Linked DNA regions of Homo sapiens: region 2 is linked to region 1. The links are chromatin contacts, found by Hi-C or POLR2A ChIA-PET in ENCODE. All regions are on one chromosome and are shown on one strand. The core of a region is the stretch at or near the end of the contact, and the rest is flanking DNA. Distances in the headings are between cores, read along the strand shown.

What was found. A loop is a pair of places that touch in the nucleus more often than their neighbours do. ChIA-PET counts read pairs that join two places held with the same protein, here RNA polymerase II (POLR2A). Pooled maps may share reads with other maps.
Region 2: a loop to region 1 is called in a pooled map, with 8 times the contacts of the local background. The contact joins two enhancer-like sites. A Hi-C loop is called at or near these places in 1 of 168 maps with a recorded cell type or tissue (heart left ventricle), 1 of 37 single-sample maps with no recorded cell type and 8 of 50 pooled maps. POLR2A ChIA-PET finds 5 or more read pairs at or near these places in 3 of 52 experiments (PC-9, activated T-cell and activated naive CD4-positive, alpha-beta T cell).

Annotation. Positions count from the first base shown.
Region 1 is chr12:46,212,356-46,217,678 of GRCh38, forward strand. The region is part of intron 5 of SLC38A1 (solute carrier family 38 member 1); the gene reads right to left. Among named protein-coding and RNA genes, the nearest start is that of SLC38A1, 54 kb to the right of the region's middle. RefSeq lists enhancers at 3,035-3,094, 3,656-3,985, 4,156-4,215. Within about 2 kb of position 2,881, at least 13 of the 41 ENCODE cell types and tissues checked have a DNase peak (open chromatin) inside an H3K27ac peak, as active enhancers do.
Region 2 is chr12:46,547,028-46,552,350 of GRCh38, forward strand. The region is part of intron 3 of SLC38A4-AS1 (SLC38A4 antisense RNA 1); the gene reads left to right. Among named protein-coding and RNA genes, the nearest start is that of SLC38A4-AS1, 170 kb to the left of the region's middle. RefSeq lists an enhancer at 2,938-3,087. Within about 2 kb of position 2,929, at least 7 of the 41 ENCODE cell types and tissues checked have a DNase peak (open chromatin) inside an H3K27ac peak, as active enhancers do.

The sequences.
Region 1 (5,323 bases), core at 1,631-4,130:
ACATTGTTAACCACTGACCACAAGTATTAATATGGCTGGGACAAAAACTGGTTGCTAAAAAAGGCGTACTTACATGGGGACTACAGATCAGCAATTGATAATAGGGCTGCCAAGGTGTTGATATTTCAGACTTATGTTCATCTTTGAGGAGAAGATCTAGAGCATGTAATTGTACATGGGTCATGGGGAAGGGGTGGCAAGAGAGTTAGAATTGCGAATAATGTGGTCAGGAGCCTTCAAGAGTCTTTGAGTCAGCAACATTATGAAAGATGTGGTTCAGGACATTCTAGTAAATTTTGGAGTCTCCTGAGAAGAAACTTAGAATTCTAGACTCCTGAAGCAGGGAGAGACTTTCAGAGAGAACCTAGTCCAGCACAGCATGTTTACCCAGGACAGGAAACCTCTATGCTCCATGCCAACACACAGGCATCCAGGTCTGCAAAGTGTCTTTTAAAAGGGGACATATTATGCAACCCATTCTGTTTCTGAAAAGTTCTGTGCTTGGAACTGAGGCTCAGCTGAAATCACTGTCGCTACTTCTATCCTTGGGTCCTCATTTTACCTTCTGGACCTATTTGTATCTACTTGAAATCTAACACCTCTCCTACCTAACAGTCCTGAGGGTGCTCATTTTAAGATTGTGCTCTTTAACTCAAACATCTTTAATTCTTTGAACTGTTCATCTTGTGATGAAGTGTTTGGGCTGTTTACATCTCAGTCATGGTCCAGTTCCTCAACCATCCTTTTTAAAGGCTGTGTGCTGAGATGAACACAATGCTATAACATCAGATTTGGTCCAAACAGCGCAAAGCATGATAGGATTTTTAATTTCTCTGAGTCAGACATCTTTCTTCTTTCAAGGTAATCTATTTTGGAATTCATTTTTACGGCAACCACACACTTTTCATTCTTTTTGAGCTTCTGGTGTGAATGCTACTAGGCTGTCTTCCTGATTCTATCTTGTGTACTTTTTTTGTCTGTTTCTGAAGCTAAGTGCCAGTCCTATATTTATTTACATTACATTTTATCTTTCAAGTCTCATGATCTCTTCTTAAATTGTTGATCCTTTTTACTTATATATCAACCACTGCATCTAACTTCATATCTTAAGTGTACCTTCATCCAAGTCACTGGCATCAACCTTGAATAGAACAAGACCATCTGGAAATGGCCCATTGTCCAGCCAACTGCTTGAAGCCTGGAAGTCGACCTTATCTCTCACCCATTCCCTCATCCTTTATATCTAGTTCATTGGCAAGTGCCCTATCATTTCTATCTCCAAAATTTATCCCAAATCCATAGGCATTTTGTTCCCATCTCCACTCTAGTGTGAGCCATCGTCCTTAATTTCTGGATAACTGTGATCATCTTGTCTCCTCACATCCGTCTTCCACCCAGCAGCCAGAGTAATCTTTTTATTTTATTGCTTTATTATGTGTCTCCATCACTAGACTGTAAGACAGACAACGACAGTTTAATTCAACTATTTACCTATTTACCTTCAACATCAAACACACACATAACAGAGTCTTCGCTGAGAATCAGTGAATTTAGAAACATTAGAACCTCATTGGCAAGTTATGTGAGACTATGCCAAATATCTTAACTAAAATCAAGACTCCCTCTATGAAGATAGTCCCATGATCTACTTAGCTCACTGTATCTCAAAAGATGATATTAGTTTAGTGACTATTTAGAAAAACTTTGTTGGTTTCTACAGAGTAATCTTTTCTGCAGTCATTGCACATAAACAAGCTGTTTAATAATTTTCTCTACACTATTCCTTGGCATCTACTTTTTGCCATTTTTGAAAGTTGGGATTAAATTAGCCTATTTCTAATCCTCTGGGGATACTCTTGCTTTCCATGATTTTTAAACAGATTCCTGAGAGTATCTTAGACAAAGTGGCATGAGCAAAAAAAGAAAAAATGAAAAAGATTTGTCACAGTGGTCCTAGATATATTTACTCTTTTTGCTGCAAGAAAATTTTGACTCATCTTTTAAACAACGAACATCTAAACATCGATTTGAAAAACGTTATTTGTCAATGTTTTGAATCATATTAACAGAATTGTAATTATTTGGTCTTCCATAATTTACCCAAAGATTATATGAATAATGTTATTATTTTCATATTTAAAAGTACCATATGCTAATAAAGTGGAAAGCTGTGACAACAAATAAAACCAAAACATTTAATGTGATTGAAATGTTCTATACCATGATTGTGGTGGTGATTTCACAACTGTATTTGGGTAAATTTAACAAACCTCACCCTTTAAATTGGAGAATTTTATTGTATATAAAGTATACCCCAAAACAAACAAACAAAAAAACAACCAACAAACAAAAACCAACCTCAGGACACTTTAAGGGAGATAAGACTATATTTTAAAAGCCTAGCTACACAGCAACAAATCATATGACATCCTCCCAACACAGCATCAGAACCTTTGGTAGGGGTGGAGGTAAAGCAGCCGTCACTGCATCAGATCCAGAAATAGCTCAGATGGGGGTGTTTGGGGCTGCCTTGCAGCTGAGTGCTTTCAACTTCTCCAGGACCCATTCCTCCCAAAAAAAGAGAGAACCGTTGCCAGCCCTCCCTAGCATGACTCTCCCTTGCAAAGTTGAAAGCAGCTATTCTCAAACTTTAACGTGTGTGCAAATTAGGATCTTGTTAAAATGGATGGGTCGGGACCTGAGATTCAGCATTTCTAACAAGTTGCCAGATGCTGCTGCTGCTACTGGTCCACTGACCTCCCTGGAAGCAGCAAAACTGAAAGCCCTAAGCTCTGGCCTTGTGGTGTATACATTCCAGTTCTTTCTGTTTCTCACCACACTGTGCTGTGCATCACCCGCCACACTGTCTGTGGTGAGGTGCTGTGCCAACACTGCAGCTCAGTTACCTGTAAACACAGACCCCACGGCTACCCAAGTAAGGTGACAGTGACGAAAAGCACTTACAACTGAATCATTCTCATTGCTGTGGGATGCTGACTAGCTTCCAGTGTGAAAAGTAAGATCTCATCTGCTTCCTTTGGTTGACTTCCTCAAGCATTACTTTTTTTTTTCTTGAGACAGAGTCTTGCTCTGTCACCCAGGCTGGAGTGCAGTGGCACAATCTTGGCTCACTGCAACCTCTGCCTCCCAGGTTCAAGTGATTCTCCTGCCTCTCCTGAGTAGCTGGGATTACAGGTGCATGCCACCACACCCAGCTAATTTTTGTATTTTTTAGTAGAGACGGGTTTCACCATATTGGCCAGGCTGATCTCAAACTCCTGACCTCAGGTGATCTGCCCACCTCAAGCATTATTTACTTCAGCAGGACATATATTTAAATTCTATTTTCAACCTCCCCTCCCCCATGTTTCACTCCTTCCAAAAGGGATCTGAGGCTTACTAAACTATGTAATTCTTCCTCTTCTAGATCCAGTTAGAAGTATAAAACTTTTACTATCCTCAATTAAACAAGCAGGCTAGTACATATAAAAACTCCTTGAGCTGGGGTAAAAGTGGTCTTTATTACTAGTCCTCCTTTGATCTATCACTGTCTCCTAATAACCCACAGCCCTCACTCCAAAACTTACAGACATACTGCTTGTTGAGGCAGAGTATTTACAAGAAAAATTTAAAATCCAGGACAAGGAACTTAGACAAACCATAGGAAATGCATCGGTTCTGGGCTAGCCTATCTTTCTCCACTCCTTTCTGCTATTGCTGGCCTCTCCCTCACCCTCTTCTACCTCTTACTTCTAGTCTACCTTTCTCAAGGGTCTCAACCCTCCTGCATCTTCACCTTGCACTTTCCCATTCATCTTTCATCTCCACCAACTCTCCCTGCTTCTCCATCCCCACCCCCAATTATTCTAGGGGAAATACCTGTATAAAGATTTGAAAACATTGTTGAAGAGACTAGAACACTAGCTGAAAATGATGGAGGGGCTGGACTGTGGGGAGGACCCAACTGAGAATGCAGACCAAGAACTTAGTGTCGCCGTGTCTGTGTGGTTGGAAAGCACAGCTTCAGGGGTTTTCCAGGCAAGTGTGACAGCCAGCCAGTGGAAACAGGAAGTAGGGCATGAGTAGAAGGTTTAAGTGAGGGACCAGAGGCTCTCAGTGAGGCTCGAGGACAGGAATAGTGGTTTCTGGCCTAGGGAAGCAATGCCAATGGAAGACTTAAGTGGTGAGGAAAGAGACACAGAAGAAGAATCCTGGCCAGGCGCGGTGGCTCACACCTGTAATCCCAGCACTTTGGGAGGCAGAGGTGGGCAGATTGCCTGAGCTCAGGAGTTCGCGACCAGCCTGGATAACATGGTGAAACCCCGTATCTACGTTATCTACTAAAATACAAAAAATGACCTGGGCATAGCGGCGTATGCCTGTGGTCCCAGCTACTCGGGAGGCTGAGGCAGGAGAATTGCTTGAACCCGGGAGGCGGAGGTTGCAGTGAGCTGAGATCATGTCACTGCACTGCAGCCTGGGTGACAGAGTGAGATGCCGTTTCAAAAAAAAAAAATCCTTTGTTTAATGAGAGCTCAGATGGAAAGAGGCAGGCCCAAAAGCAAAGAGACAGGGACAAGGTGTTCTGAGTCCCTAAATTCATATGAAAATGTTAAATATTTTGAAAAATTCAAAATGATCTTTTATATGAAAATGGGTTTTGTCAAGCTCTTTAATTTACCTTAAGGGATTCAATATAATTAATAAAACACTTTACTGATCATTAATAGTACCAAATGTTGGGGTATTCATTATATATCAGGCCCTTTCTAAGCACTTTTTAAAATACTTCACTTATGAGTAGTACTATTACTATCCTTATTTTACAGATAAGGTAAATAAGGTAACAAGGAGGTTAAGTATTTTGTCTAAGGTCACACAGCTAGTGTCAGAGCACTCAAACCCTGGTAGTATGACTCCAAAGTCCCTACCCATCACGTTGCATTGTCTATCAAAGTCAAACATCCAGAGTGGAATAACACTGTAAAAAATAAGACCAAACAAAAATCTTAGAATGAAATACATTGAAATGTTAATGGAGCTTGTCTAAGGTGAGCCTGAACACTCCGAACAGAGAGACTTTGCGTGTTTTCTTTATACTTTATTTCATTTATTTTATGCATTTTCAAAATGGTTTAATGGTTATCTTAGTTTTACAATAAAAATATAAAGAACTTTTCAAGTGACAGTATTATTATTTTAACCCCTTTTTAGGGGAGAGTTGCATTTGTTTAAGTCTTAAGCTCATTAATAGAATCCCTGTTTGATTAAGGAGCTCACAAAATACTTACAGAAAGGAGTAGAAACATAATTATTCAGTCCT
Region 2 (5,323 bases), core at 1,679-4,178, 330 kb after region 1:
ACATCTCATCTCATGGCTAAGCACATTAACCACATAAGCTTCCTCTAACTGCTGAACTCACAGCAAATAAACACACGCCCACACAACCAGTAAGTAAGTATCAGTGGAGCAGATGCAAATGAAATACAAGTGATGAACTGCTGTCAGTTCTTGGGGTATTTGGCACCTGCGTCAACTCCAGAAGGAATGTGACCTCTTGGGTAAGGAGGGCATGATTTCAGAGGCACCAAGAGGACCTTTCCACCAAATTCAGCTTTTTAATTTTTTTTTTAAATCTGAAATTCTACAATTATAAATTCATTCCTCCCCTTTCAAAATGAAGCACTTTATACTAAAGAAGAACCCACTTAAAGCTTCATTAATTATTTCTTCCCTGAAGAAGAATCAGTCTTTTGGGTTCTATCTTGAGAACACATTTTGAGAGTAGGGCAGGGAAGGAATGAAATTTCTGTCAGCAGAGAGATGAAGAAGGCTGGCCTGAGAAGGCAGGAATATACAAACTAACTGATGAGGGTTAACCAGTATGCCATTTTTATGCAAGTCAGTACAGGTTTCTCAGTAAAGTACGGGCAAATAGAAATGTAATTTATGAATATTTCATCATTCTTTGTCATATAGGCCAGCCAGAAAGGGCAAAAAGAAAAAGATATTCAGAGATGTGACTTCTTGGTGTCCTTCTGCACTTGACAGAAGCTACCCCTTTGGGAAAAACTGGATAGTTTGTAGATCTGCCACAGAAAATTCAACATCTCTAAAGGCATACTAGTGCTAAATGGACATATTATTACTTTTGCTATCTCACCTATTGGCATGTGCTTGTGTGTGAGGAGGGATTATGGACAGGATGGGGAATAGGAGAGTGTCAAGAATGAATGGGCATTGCCCAAGAAGGTGAATCAGCTGACTGTTCAATCTACCTGGAAGTAAAAATAACTGGGGAGCAGAAAATCTTATGCATATTTTAATTACCTTGTCTAGAACATGAAATGACAAGAATGTGTACTATATTTATTGGGCTACTGAATTCTCTATTTCATGCCCCTAGGCACTCCCAGAAGTCTGATTCTATTTCCTTGAAAAAATACCAAGCATTTCTCCTTCAAGAATGATTGAGGGGTTGCCTTCTGTTGTTGCTTTACTAACCACCTCCCTCAACCAAACACCCACAGGCAAGTTGCCTCTCATTCTCCAATCTAGGCAAAGAGTGAATCTTTTGTTGTTATTTGCAGGAAATGGGACACAGGAAATGAGCCAATCAGAATCAGCATTAGGCCATTTTTTTTCCCTTGTCCCTCTTTCTCAATCTTTTTAATTGGGAAAAGTACTTGTTTTAAAATCTAGTAAATATGATACAAATTGAACATCCAACTATAAGAAGAATCATCAGAAAAAAAATCAGGATTTCTCTTCAAAGTTTACAGAGACTTAATATAACTCCTTTTCTTAATAGTTATTTTTCTTTGAATTAGGCAGTGGTAACTAAAGCTAAAACAACCACCACCACAGTGGTAATAAAGGCTAAACGACCTTCCACTGCCCTTGTTTATGCTTTTCTCATCAGTTGAGCTTTCCGTTTCTTCAAAGTCCCACAGAAATGGCTGGCAATTTTCAATCATCAAATCAAAGCCCTTTGTTGGAATTGTTTCTTTGGTGTAACGCAGGATATGCTGCCAGTAATTTGATCAGTTCAGTCATTTCCATAATTAGAACAAGAGCACGTCTTCCTAAAGTATGTGCTTATTCCATGGTCTGAAGTCACACAAAAGGGAATGTGCAAAGCCCTTATGTTGTGTGGTTCTAAAATAGCAGCTGTTTTTTATATATTTACCTCTTAACAATTTGCCCACCATCCTAGGTAGACAAACTTATAGCTCTGCTCTATCTGCTGATGACTGATGAAATGCAAGTCAGAGCATTTCACTTTAACTATATTGTTTGTCTGTTTAATAGGTGTGGCATGCATACCCACTCATATAAGACTCATTCAAAATCTTCCTGGGTTCCTCAAGAGCAGAGGGAAGGCAACACTTAAATACTTTGAGTATTCTCTCTTCATATTATTTGTGTACCTGTAGAGCTTTATGCCTATGACAACCTTGGTGTAATGTGGTAACAGTCTCATGGGATTACCAAGGTTGTAGGTTCCCTACCCTCACTTTAAAGAAGGGGAATTTTGGCCGGGTACGGTGGCTCACGCCTGTAATCCCAGCACTTAGGGAGCCCAAGCTGGGCAGATCACGAGGTCAGGAGTTCGAGACCAGTCTGGCCAACATAGTGAAAACCCATCTCTACTAAAAATACACAAAATTAGCCGGGTGTTGTGGTGTGTGCCTGTAATCCCAGTTACTTGGGAGGCTGAGGCAGGAGAATCGCTTGAACCCAGGAGGCAGAGGTTGCGGTGAGCCGAGATCGCACCATTGCACTCCAGCCCGGGTGACAGTGTGAGGCTCTATCTCGAAAAAAAAAAAAGAAGAAGAAAAAAAAAAGGAGGTGGGGGGTGGGAATTTTGAGCAGTGGGTGCATTTATCTGAGACTATTTGTGGGGTAGTTGAGATAGCTGTGCTCCAATGCTCAGCTCACACCACATCCAAATGTCTTTCTCATTGTCATTTCACTGTCTTCTTGTGGTCTCCCTGTTCTGTTCTCTCTTTCCTCTCAACCATCCTCCACACAGCAGTTAGAATAAACTTTCTCACATCCTTTCATCATGTTACTCCTCATTTTCTAACTTGTAAAATTCAGACATCTCAGCTTACCCTTCCTGACAACTATCTTTGTGTTATGGCAGACTTGTTTAACATGAATTTCTCTGGTACCATGAAGATATGTTCCAAGGCCCCCAGTGGATGCCCGAAACTGCAGTTAGTACCGAACCCTATATATGCTATGCTTTTTCCTGTACATACGTACCGTACAGCACCAGCGTACTGGACAAAGGGATGATTCATTTCCTGGGAGGGGTGGAATGGGATGACACAAGATTTCATCACACTACTCAGAATGGCGTGCAATTTAAAACTTATGAATTGTTTATACATTTTCCATTTACTATTTTCACACTGCAGTTGATCCTGGGTAACTGAAACTGAGAATAAGGAGGTGACTATTGTGCATACTTTGAAATGCTGAATTAACTGTCTTGTCACTGCTCTGATGACTTCTTTCTCCTCAAGGCCAGCATGAAACCCTCCTTCCTTCTGAAACGGTGATGAAAAGTGCCTTTATCCAGGAAGTCTTCCCTGATGGATTTCAACACCTTTCTATCTAATTTAAATACACTTTACCTAATTTTGCAACAAGATAAAAGAACTTTCTAAGTGTCCTCCATAATCCTACCACCCTAACACAACTTCTTGAACTTCTCTGTTTCCTTCCAAGTCTCTCCTACCTGCATATAAACTTTTCATGGTTGTGATGTATACAACTTGTATGATTTTTGTCATTTAACAATATTTTGTAACTTTCCACACCACTATACTACCTTCATTTTTAGTAATGATAGTACATTTTTTATGGGTAGTGAGTGATAGTAGAGAGAGGGAGAGAGTAGAATTTGTAGCCAGCATATGTGTAACCTTGGGCAAGGTACATAAGCCCCTTGGAGCATCAATTTGTTCACCCGTGAAACGGGGATGAAATGTATGTAAAGCACATCATACAGTACCTGACATTTGACAAATACTGGCTGTGATTCGTTACCAAGTTTAATTAAGCCATATGCACTTGTTTTTTATGGTTTACTGCTTTGAAAATTTTTGTGACGATTTCATGGGCAGTTCCCAGACAATTGATAAGCTCCTCTAAAGATGGGAACTTTTTTTAAATTTTGTATCACTTCCTAGGTCTTCTGTTAAAAGATGGAGGTCTCCCTCAGTGGACTGTCAATCGTTCAATGCAGTGGCTGACTGCATTTCATTCTAAATAATTTTTCTCTTCAAATTGAAACCTAGTCACTAGGTTTCTGTGCTCTAAGCCCTTTAAACCTAGTTATACGTTGACAAAATAGAAGTAGCTTTGGTATCCTTTTAATTCCTACATCATCCCTATCCCCTTTTCAGCTGAGTAAAGCTGAGTCTTTTGCTCTAACCTCAGTACCTTAACTCTAAAAAGAAACCAACCAACCAACCAAACAAACAAACAAACACTTGGACAAACAGCTTCGCCTTCATCAAAAGGAGTGTGTCAGGCTGGGCGTGGTGGCTCACGCCTGTAATCCCAGCACTTTGGGATCAAAAAGAATCTCACTACTGTTAAAAAAGTCAAAAGGCATTCTTCAGACTAAATTGGTGTCTCTTTTGCTTTGTTGCTTTTTCTTCCTTTCTTGAAATCTTCTGGAATGATTGAAACCTAGGAAGCAGCATGATTTGAGATGACAAGGGTTTAGTCATCAACACACCTTCTGTAGATGCATTTCTAGCTCCAAAATGACATGGAGATAGAGCAGGGCCAGTTCAGGTCTGATTTTTCCACATTAATTTATATCCTAAACTTTAGACTAAGGGCACCATTTCACATAGTGCTGTACCAAATTTTAGGAGAATCATTTCCTTCACAGTAGAATGTCTATCAAACCTATGTGCAATGTACTCTGCAATAATAAAGAAGCATTTTGCTAAAGCATGAGGAACTGAGCCTCTTGTTTTTGAAAAGTAGTTATGAAATCATCTCTTTTTGTTTTAAATCCAAGTAGACTAAATTTCTGATTGAAAAGAATTGAAGGTTTTGTTTTGCTTTGTTTTGAATATCACTCCCACCAGGAATTATCAAGTAGAATTTATTCTTAGAATATGAAAAGGGGTAGAGATATATTTTCAACATGCTCTCTAGATCATTGAACCAAAAAACCATAATTTTTGACATGTTTCAGCAGAACAATGGTACGAATAAGAGGCCATAGAACATGGTGGATAAGAGCACAGACTGGGTTTGCATCCAGGATCTGCTCCAGGACCTGGCTGTGTGTAATCCCTGTGTACCTCAATTTCCTCATCTGTAACATGGCGATAATTTCACTACCACTAACACTACCTATCTCAGAGGGTTATTAGAATGATTACACAAGTTAATATTTATAAAGTGCTTAGAACATTACCTTGGCGTATGTAATGGGTAAGCTGTTACTATCACCACAGATATAGGATTATTTATTTAATTGATGAATAAAAGTGGTATATATTTATGGTGTATAACATGATGTTTTGGGATATGTATACATTGTGGGAAGGCTATATTGAGCTAAATATATAATGTATATATTACCTCACCTACGTATCCTTTGTTTTCTGTGGTGGGAACACAAAATCTCTCTCAAGGGTACAATATT